2 separate regions of the Homo sapiens genome follow, and region 2 is linked to region 1. A link is an interaction called in ENCODE POLR2A ChIA-PET data of the cell type or tissue named here. Cell type or tissue: OCI-LY7. All regions are shown on one strand. Each heading gives the region's core, and the rest is flanking DNA. Links, peaks and the distances in the headings are about the cores only.

Evidence for each region. Peaks named below come from ENCODE experiments on the same cell type or tissue, not always from the same donor. Only the 100,000 strongest peaks of a DNase experiment are listed, where the experiment ranks them.
Region 2: POLR2A ChIA-PET joins it to region 1 with 5 read pairs; 1 of 35 experiments calls an interaction of 5 or more read pairs at or near these places.

What each region holds. Positions count from the first base shown.
Region 1 is chrY:20,795,949-20,801,326 of GRCh38, forward strand. No RefSeq gene overlaps it. Among named protein-coding and RNA genes, the nearest start is that of RPS4Y2, 43 kb to the left of the region's middle. In OCI-LY7, for the core only: no CTCF peak of the experiment used is centred there; a DNase peak (open chromatin) is centred at 2,653; H3K4me3 peaks cover 928 bases.
Region 2 is chrY:20,738,127-20,743,504 of GRCh38, forward strand. It overlaps the pseudogene TBL1YP1. Among named protein-coding and RNA genes, the nearest start is that of RPS4Y2, 15 kb to the right of the region's middle. In OCI-LY7, for the core only: a CTCF peak has its summit at 2,701 (motif pointing left); a DNase peak (open chromatin) is centred at 2,685.

The DNA.
Region 1 (5,378 bases), core at 230-5,229:
TACCTCATACTGCCTCTATGGACACCTGGTACTGTGGATCACACACTGGTGACACACCTGGATTCAGCTCTACTACCACTGATGCTTGGGGTATAGCTAGTGCTGGTGGATTGTCTTCTGCCACACTTCAGGTATCTTCAGAACAAGCCTGTCCATTAGTCTGCCCATAAACTTGGACAGTTGATATGCTGCTTTCATGTATAGCCTGCATTCCTCAGTTTTTGGCAAGGTAAGGGTTAATGCCATGGCTTTCAGACGACTCAGATCTAGAGTCATGTTTCCTTATGACCTGAAAGAACTTTGAGCTTGGAGTTTCTGAAGTATGTCCCTCCCTAACAGAGGCACCGGACAGTTTGGCAGATATAGAAATTCATGCCAGACCTCCTGACCTCCAATAACACACCTTCTGGACTGAAAGAAAGGCCTTTTTTCTGACACTCTGGTTGCCCCAACTATAGTAGCATAGTTTTTAGATAGTGGCCCCACTGGCCATGTCATCACTGAGTGCTCAGCACCAGTATCTACCATAAAGTCCATCTGTTGGTCCCCTACCTCCATAGAGACCAAGGGCTCCCGGAGGCCCAGAGAGATCGAGCTTGGTCTGTCTCAGTCCTCATATTCTTCAATTCCTGCCAAGCCGACCAAGTCAGCTTCTTGCTTCAAAATGCAATGGCTAGCAGCTGCTGGCCTTTGCCATGTCTCAGGTCCTTGGCTGTTGCCTCCATCCTTTTCTGTTTCTGTACATTCATCCTTCTAATTCCCTTTTCTGTTTGCATCTCACACACTGATCCCTCTCAAGCCTAGCCAGCCCTCTTGCCCTGGCCTAGCTTGTCCTCTTCCACAACCATGTCCACAACCATTTCTACATCCACATCCTTTCACAAATCCAGTCTCTCTTTCTACCATGGCAGCAGCCAACAAATCAGCCTTTTTCTTAGCTTTGGCATTGCCTGTTCCTTGGTTTCCTCCTCTCAATTAACAAACACCATGGTAGCCACTTGAATAAGCTGGGTGATATTCATACCTTCAAACCCTTCCAACTTCTGAAGCTTTCATCTGATACCACCTTGTGCCTGGCCCACAAATGCCCTGTTAATCATGCACTGGTTCCCTACAGCCTCTAGGTCAAATGGAGTGTGAAGGCAGTATGCTTCACAGAGCCTTTCATAAAATTTACTATGACTGTCATCAGCCTTCTGGTGAACCTCTGAGACCTTTCCCATATTCATTGTCTTTTTTCCTCCTGCCTTTATTCCGTTAAGGAGTGCCTTTCAATACCATTGCAGGTTTTGTAACCCTTCTGCCTGGTTTTGTCTCCGGTGCATACTGCTTGACATTGTTTGTGCCTTCTGGTTCATTGCTTTCTAACAACTGGAGGGCCACTTGTGCCACTCTACGACATTCCTCCATATTGAATAATGCTAAAAGAAGTTGTTGACAATCAGGCCAGGTAGGGTTATGAGTCAGAAAGATGGACCACATCAAGTCTGTAAGGGCCTGGGGCTTCTCCGTATAGGAGGGTGTATTCTGTTTCCAGTTTAGGTCAGTGGTGGAGAAAGGCTAGTAAACAAAAAGACCCTGCCCTCCTCGGATTTGACCTTGTTCATCATGATAAATATAACCTTGTGTCTCCCCGAGAGGCATCTGCAAAGCTTGGATGCAGCCTGATCTCATTATCCTGAGGTTCTTCCTTAGTCTTTACAGACAGGGGCTCTAACTCTTCCCTGCCAGGTGAAACCTTAAATCACTCTCCTCTGAGCTTTATTCCTCTAGGACCACTTGTTTGGCATCCTGCCTTAGCCTTGCCAGAGATGGATATATTGGGACATAGAGAGGTGGAATTTTCCTCTCCTCAGGTCGGGCTTGCAAAACAGGCTTTTTCTGTTCTCCTCGTGGCTTTTTCTTTTTTTCTACAGTCTCTTTGGACACTTTTACTGTGTGTAATTTGGCACAGGTTACCAAGGTATTACAGTAGTTTTCAAAACAGACTTGCAGATACTTGGGGCGATTTTCAATGACCCTCAGCCAGGAGTCAACGTATGGGAACTGATCGGGGTGCCCAGATTGTTCTCCGGTTCCAGTTACTACCCTAAACACACGGCCAATTATCTCCCTATCTATTGTTCCTTCAGTCGGCCACCTGACATTAAAAAAAGGCCAATCCATTTCACAGAGAGTTCTCAATCTCTGAGAGTCAATTTAACTTCATTAATCTCCATTAAAACCTTTCTTGAAATTTTTCAACATATACTCCAATGCAGTAGCCTTCGAAGCATTTCCTTCCATCTCCAGCCTTGAGAGGCGCATTTGCTGTCACTTTCACTCCTGGACTGACCAGACGGGGTCCTATTACGGGAAGTCTGGGGGTTGCTTAGCCAGGAGAATACCTTAATCCTGTCACAGCCAGCTGCAGCCGTGAAGCAGCTCCTATTGGCTGTATGCAATGCCCTAGATCTGGCTCGTCCCACACTCGCTTTGGAACACACAGTCTGTGCTAAGAGATCTGTGTCTCCCCACGTCACATCCCGAGTTGGCCTCTGCTCAGACCGTCTCTTTCACATACTTTCACACACCTCCCCATTTCCCGTACTGGCCTTTAGTTAAAGCAGCGAGCCCCCGCCACTTTCAGTTTCCTTGAATCTCCTCTGTTCTCTCTCTTTCTTTAGTTAAAGCTGCGAGCCCCTCTTGCCACTTTCATTTCCTTTTTCCGACCGACCTATAAGCCTCTCTCGCATTCGATGTCGGTTGGAGCATGAGTTTCATCTGAATCAAGGGGCCTCTCTTGTTGTCCCCAGTCCCTCTGGGTCGGACTAGTTGTCTCACCCTGGGAGGTGATCACGCTCCCTGGGGACGGGTCCTGCCTTAAGGCTCAGACCCTTACTGCAGTTCATATGTCTGCACAGAGCTCCTGACACTGTCCAGCAATCTCCTTTGCCGGTTCTGTTGCGCTGTCAGGAAGGGCACCAGGACAGAGGAGGACCAATTCCCTTATGGGCTGAAGTCCTCCCGTGGTGCCGAGGGGTTCAGGTCTCCCCTCTTCTGGGGCCTCAGTCCCACAGGCAAAGGATACAGAAATCTGCTGTCTCCAGTTCCCAGGTTTTGGTACCAGATGAAGTGGGATTTAAAGAATCAGAGAGACCGGACAGAGTGCAGAAAAGTGCTTAAGGTGTACACCGGCCCAGCAGACATGTGTCCTAAAGACTGAGCCCAGACAAAGAAAATGAGTTAATTTTGGTCTTCTATATATAACTTCTTAAAATAGAAGTGTACATTTTTGAAATACATTTTGTTTTCTCATGTTTTGATTTAATGCCATAAATTTACCTGTCAGCACTGCTTTTACCTTCATCTGATCTGAAGTATTGTATTTTCATGTTTATCCAGCTCAGTGTATTGTTTTATTTTCCTTGACAATTTTTTTTAAATCCTCTCGTTATTAAAGGATTCTTGTTTGACCCAAGGATTATCTTCCCAGTGTATGGAGATTCTCCTGTTTTTTTCTTTGTCTTACTGATTTCTACTTTAGTTGTATTGTGGTTGGGAAACACACTGGATTATTGTAAGTCTTTTATGTCTGTTGAGTTTTCTTTTATGGCACAGGAACCCTGAAAGCAATGTGTATTTGGCATTGGGTGGAACGTTCCATTAATGTTGATTCAATTCTTTTGGTTGATGGTGTTGCTGAGTCCTCTTCTTTGTTGGTTTTCTTTCAAGTTGTTCTGTAAATTGAGAAAGGATGTTGTCCTTTCCAACTGTAATTGTAGATTTGTCTTTTTCTTTTATATTTTTAGGTTTTACTTCACATATTTTCAGTTCTGTTTCTTGCTGCATGGACAGTACAGATTGTGGTTTCTTCTCGGTTACTAGTTTCATTTATCATTATATAATATCTTTTACATCATTGAAAATTTTCTTTTCTCTAGTCTACTTTATCTGGTGAATATGTCTATCCACTCCTGCTTTCTTCTAATGTCTGCATGATACATTTTTCTTTTTTACTTTTGAACTTTTCATCCTGTCTCTACTTTTATGTGAAAGTGAGTTTCTTATAGATAGTATACGTGTGGGGCATGTTTTAAAATTCACACTGCTAATCTCCATATTTTTGTTGTATTTACACTATTTAGAATAGTTTACTTTTTTTTGTTTGTTTTTTTTGTTGTTGTTGTTGTTGTTTTTTTTTTTTTTTTTTTTTTTTTTTGAGACGGAGTCTCGCTCTGTCGCCCAGGCTGGAGTGCAGTGGCATGATCTTGGCTCACTGCAAACTCCACCTTCTGAGTTAAAATGATTTTCTTCCCTCAGCCTCCTGAGTAGCTGGGACTACAGGTGCATGCCACCACGCCTGGTGGTGCATTTTTTTTTTTTTTGTATTTTTAGTAGAGACAGAGTTTCACCGTGTTAGCCAGGATGGTCTCGATCTCCTGACCTCGTGATCCTCTCACCTCAGCCTCCCAGAGTGCTGGGATTACAGGCATGAGCGAACCATCGCACCCAGCCTACATTTAATGTTAATTTTTGATATGTTCATTAGCTCTTCATTTTCTGTTTGCTGGTTTTATTTTGTTTTCTTTTCTCTTGAGTTTTTTTTTTTTTTTTTTTTGTCCTTTATGTAGTTTATTTGAAGAGATTTGAGACATTCATTCTGATGTATTTATCATCTTTTTGAGTATACCTAAAGAGGTATAAAGATGTGTCTTTTTAAATTGTTTTTTGAGGTGTGAAATTCTGTAAACATAATTTGTCATAGTATACTGACATCTTTTTACCAGCTTCAGTGAAATATATAAACCTGTATACCTCCCATTATTCACTGTATTATTAGCTTTTTATACTTGCCTTATATATTTTCTCTACATACATTTAAGATCACCTCAGACTGAGTTACATGATTTTTGTTACAGTTTTTAGTCCTAAAATTTCCCTTTGTTTACTGAAACCTTTAATTTTTATGCTTTATACTTTTTCATTAGTTTTGAGCATGTTCATAATTCTTCATTTAATTATTTTTATGACAATTTAAAAATATTTCTCAGATAATCCTGATAGTATTGACATTTCTGTGTTGACATTTATCATGTTGTTTCATTGAGGTGGAGACGTTCCTATTTCTTGATTTTTATGAGTAATCTTTATTTGAAACTTGAATATTTGAGGGACTATTAGGAGACTCCAGACCTTATTACAACCCTCATTTGTAGCTGGCTTTGTGTGATACCACCCTAACAGAGGAAAGGGGTGTGCATGTCAAGTAGGGGCAGAATTCCAAATTCCCTTCTTCAGTTCCTTTGACACACAAAGCAGGGTTTCCTGTTATTGATAAATGAATATGCAGGTTTCAGCTTCACCCAAGGCCTTACGTGCATCTCTCTGGCTAGGAG
Region 2 (5,378 bases), core at 248-5,247, 58 kb before region 1:
GAGCCACTGCACCCAGCCTATCCTCAAGGTTTTAATAGAGCTGCACACAGTATCCTTGGTTCCCAGCTGTCCTGCCCTGGACCTTGCCATCAGCATGGGACTTAGCCCTTTAAGTGGGTCTTACTGTGGCCAATGGCCCTAAACAAAGCTCCAGGTCAGTGGGGTTGAGTGGAGACCCATGAGCCAACTCTGGAGGCCACCCAGGAACTGGGACTTGGATTGGAGGCTGTAGGATCAACTCTCAGGAAAAAATTTGTTCCTTTATATGGGTTTGGATACAGAGAGGCCAAGGTGACCGGCTCCACATTCTGGGCCGATGGGTTTTCCTTTCCACAGCTGCAGTGAGAGCCTCCCTTGCTAGCCTAGCACCCACACTGACACTCACACATACTGAAGTATGCTCACACTCTCTCAGCTCCCTCTTCCGTGGACCCCTCCAGCCTCCCTGGTCTCTCCGGGCAGTCTGCTCCTGGCACAAACATTCGTGCTCACAGGCACCTAAGCATGTTCTCATCTCCCTCTTCAGCAGGCCCCTTCTGCCCTCCCTGGGCTCTTCTGGCAGGCTGCTCCTGGGTCATATATCCACGTTCATAGACACCTAAGCCTGCTCACACTCTCAACCTCTTCTCCAACCGGTCTGCTCCACCCTTTCCAGATTCTCCCAGCAGCCTTCTGGAACAGACATCCATGCTCATAGACACATAAGCATGCTCACAGCCCCCTTTTCAATAGGCCTTGTCTGCCCTCCTGGCCATCCCAGCAGTCTGCTCCTGGAAGACACATCCATTCTCATAGACACCTTTGCGGGCTCACACTCTGTCAGGCCCCTCTTCAGCCAGCCCCCTCCACCCTCCATGGGATTTCACAGCAGCCTGTTCCTTGGCCATCATGCTTCTTCCTCCATTTCCTGGGCCACCTATACCACAAAGAACACACAGGTGGCTTGTCACTGTCCTGTTCACACCCTTCAAAACTCAGTGTCCTTAGAAAGCAGAGTGACCATACAGTTTATCATCCAAACTGGAGCCCTCAGGAGTTTGAAAATATTTAGAAAATTAATTTTCCTTGTGAAATTAGTTAATTGGTAGGCCAGGACGATAGGCATCAGATAGTGGGAGTGTATGGGGCATATGGAACCCTATTGTCACTCCTTAGGAAGGATCTTGCCCCATTTCTCCTGTGCAGGCTGTTCCCCAGCTAAGCCTTTGCTGCAAGTGGTTCACTTATATGTGTCTGTTTCAGTGTGTCCTTTTCTGCCTTGGTCCCTGATGACTTTGAACTTTATCTTCCACGGTTTAGCCTCAGAGTGTCCAAGTGTCCGGACCTGTAGGTTCCAGTGCTCACCCTGCGCTTTTATATATCTGGTTGTTTGCAGTGGATCAGGAGCCCCTGGCCAGGATTTTGCCGGTGTTGTTTGTTTCTGCTGCTCAGCACTTGCCTTTCATTTCCTTTGCACGTGTGTATCTGTCTGTGTGCATTTTGGTCACCTGTCTTCCATCTAAGTCAGCCCTTACCCAGCTTGAACTCCACAAGAGCTGAGGCTTCACTTCTTGAGTTTATCCCTCCCTCCATTTCCACTCACCTTCAGGGACAAATGCCTTGTAAAGGGTGTAGGCGTGGGAAGGAATTGTTGGATTAAAAGTGCACAGAACTGGCTGGGCGCAGTGGCTCATGCCTGGAATCCCAGCACTTTGGAAGGCCGAGGCAGGTGGATCATCTGAGGTCAGGAGTTCAAGACAAGCCTTACTAACATGGAGAAACCCTGTCTCTACTAAAAACACAAAATTAGCTGGGTGTGGTGGCCCATGCCTGTCATCCCAGCTACTCGGGAGGCTAAGGCAGGAGAATCGCCTGACCCTGGGAGATAAGAGGTTGTGGTGAGCAGAGATCATGCCATTGCATTCCAGAATGGGCAACAAGAGCAAAACTCAACCTCAAGAAAACAAAAACAAAAACAAATAAATGCATAGGAGACCTGACATGGTGGCACATTCCTATAATCCCAGTACTTTGAGAGGCCAAGGCCAGAGGGTTGCTTGAGCCTGGGAATTCAAGACTCAAGACCAGCTTGGGAAACCCTATCTAGATAAAAATGCAAAAAAAAAAAAAAAAATTAGCTGGACGTGGTGGTGTCTGCATTTCATCCCAGACATCTTAGAGGTAGGGATGGGAAGACAGCTTGAGCCCAGCAGCCTGGCAGTTCAAGACTACTTTCTGCAACCTATCTCTATCAAAAGAGAAAAAAAAATTAGCTGGGCCTGGTAGTGCCTGCCTTTAGTCCCAGCAATTTGGGAGGTTGAGGCAGGAGGATTGCTTGAGTTCAGGAGGTAAGGCTGCAGTGAGCTAGGATCAAGCCACTGAACACAAACCTGAGCAACAGCAAAACCCTCCCTCAAAAATAAAATAAAAATAAAGAATGCTTAGGAAAGTAATTTTCAAAGCCCAGTTTTTTAAATAACTGGTTTTATTTGCTGCGTTTTAAGATACATGAATTATTCACTTGCCTTCCTTCCTTGCAGGGATGTTTTCTTCTTAAAGAAATATGGATGAGAGTGGCTGGTGATGTGTGGGATATGGATGTGGTTTTATATAAACAAAAAAGGCAAAGTGAGAAAAAGAGGAAACTAGAAGGCTGGTTGGGCTGTGCTCTTCGATTTCAGGCTGAAGCCAAAGGACTTCTGCAGCAATGGTGCTGCGCTGCTGTCCCCTGCTGGAAGGTGACCTCATCTACTCACAGGCCCTGATGTCTTTTTCAGATTCTGCTTTCTTTGAGAATGAGGTCAACATATCAAATGGGATCCTTCTGGAATGTTGCTGGCATCCTGCTCTGATGACATGACATTGAAGGTAGCGTTGGCATCGCAAGGAGTGGGCTGTTTATCCCAGACAAACCCTGGCACTCGACGCCAATCTCATGGTCATTCTTCCATGAGGATTATCTGTTACTGACCAGGGTGAGCTTTATTTGTTACTGGCCAGGCTCCCTTCCTCTGTTATCCAATGAACTCCGATTTCTCAGTGGGGTCCCGGTGAGAATCCAAGCCTTCCTGCTGGCTTTCTCACCACTGCGTACAACCCCGCCGTGGGCCAGCAGCCTTACGTGTGCACCCCAGAGGAATTATGCCACATCATTCCCGGGTGCAGGAATGGCTTTTGCTCCTGTTGTGGCCGGTGTGTCCTGTAGATCTGGAGTATGAAGCAGGACGCATGCATCCACGATCTTTAGGCTCACAGCCAAGAGATCTATACCATCAAGTGGAGCCCCACCGGGCCTCTGCCAGCAAGCCAAAACCTACATCACGTTGGCAAAGTAAGGGCAGGCAGCACAATTGATAAAGCTCTGCCCTACATAACGACGATGGGAAATTTTGCTAAATTGTGTCCATGCGCCTGTGTTCAAGCCCTTCAGAGGAAACAAAGTGGTAGCTCACTTTGAAGGGGCCAAAACCATCCTGCCTTTGAGATAACCATGGTTTTGGCCCAGGTGCGGTGGCTCACGCCTGCAATCCCAACACTGTGGGAGGCCGAGGTGGGTGGATCACCTGAGGTTAGGAGTTCGAGACCAGCCTGCCCAACATGGCGAAACCCTGTTTCTACTAAAAACATAAAAATTAACTGGGTGTGTTGGAGCATACGTGAATTCCCAGCTATTTGGAAGGCTGAGGTAAGAGAATCTCTTGAACCCAGGAGGCAGAGGGTGCAGTGCACACCATTGCACTCCATCCTGGGCAACAAGAGCAAAATTCTGTCTCAAAAAACAATAATTCCTGTTGCTTGAAGAATGTGTGTGTGTGTGTTTGTGTATATATGTGTGTGTGTGTATATATATATATACATAGAGAGAGAGAGAGAGAGAGAGAGAGAAGCGGGGGAAGGTGTCTCACCTTGTTGCCCAGGCTGGTTTCCAACTCCCGGCCTCAAAGGAGCCTCCCACCTCACCTTTCAAAGCACCAAGATTGCAGATGTGGTCCACCATGCCTGGCCTAAAAAAACTTTTTATATGTTTATTCTTAACTTAATTTGCCATTTTTCCAAATATGGTTCTCTGCATTAATTTAGTAATAATAGCTATTGTGTTTAAAATTGTAGGACCATTTTTGGCCAGGTGTGGTGGCTCATGCCTGTAATCTCAGCACTTTGAGAGGCCAAGACGGGCAGATCACAAAGTCAAGAGACCAAGACCATCTGCGCCAATGTGGTAAAACCCTGTCCCTACTAAAACACAAAAAATTAGCTGGGCATGGGGTGCGCACCTGTAGTCCCAGTTACTTGGGAGGCTGAGGCAGGGGAATCACTTGAACCTGGGAGATGGAGACTGCAGTGAGCTGAGATCTCACCAGTGCACTCCAGCCTGGCAACAGAGCAAGACTTCATCTTAAAAAATTGTAGGACCATTTTAATTAATTTGGTTAATATTCTTCAAAAATATTAACCATTCATATGTATAGAAAGTGCACAAAAATTAATGTGTATATATCAATTTGTTTCCCTAGTAAAAACATCAAAACTTTTGTATGTTTGTTTAATGACTATGGCTTTGTTTTTAATACATTTTAGAAGAGACAAAGCTCCTCAGATTATTATCTTTTGAAACATAAACGTTGGGAAAGACAACTCCTGGAGATCCAACGACACACGTTATGGAGAACTTTTTAAAACTGCCATATGTATGTGATTTTGCTTTTCCTCCCACCTTACTAGTGCTTCATTCAATTTTGCATTGAAACTGTGGGATGTGGAGCCAGGCATCTGAACCCACATGCTCAAGAAACATGATTCACCTCTGCAAAGGAGGGAATCAGATATGCATTTATCTCAGTGAGCAGAGAGGTGACTGAATAGAATGAGAGGCAGGTTTGCCCTAAGAAGTTCCCAGCTTGACTCTTCTCTTTAGTTTAGTGAGTTGGGGGCCCCAAGATTTATCTTCCTTTCACAGATCCAAGTGTGCTTGTGGCCATCACCATGACCTGGAGTTTTGCAGTGGCCAAATCCCAAATGCAGGTCTTGAATTGGCAAATGAAGACTCAGTGTTAAGCGAGTTATTGTCACATTTAGGGAAAATATGTATCCCATCTCCTAGTGTTGTCTGGAATTCATCCTGCTCATTTTCATTTTTCTCTTTACTTCTTGCCAAGTAGAGCAAGTGTGTTCCCAGGAGGTGAATTTGGGCACCCTGAGTGGTAGTGCAGAACCCTGGAATGCTCCAGGAAGAACTGCGTGGGAACTGGGCAGATATCAAACCATGTGGCAGAGTTCCCTGGGATAAATGCAGGCATGGCAGGCAGCTTTGGTGGCTCCCTGAAGAATGCCAGTGGCAAATGACTAGCTTTAAAGAGGTTTCTTTTTGCTGTACAGCAGGGGTCCCCAACCTCTGGGGA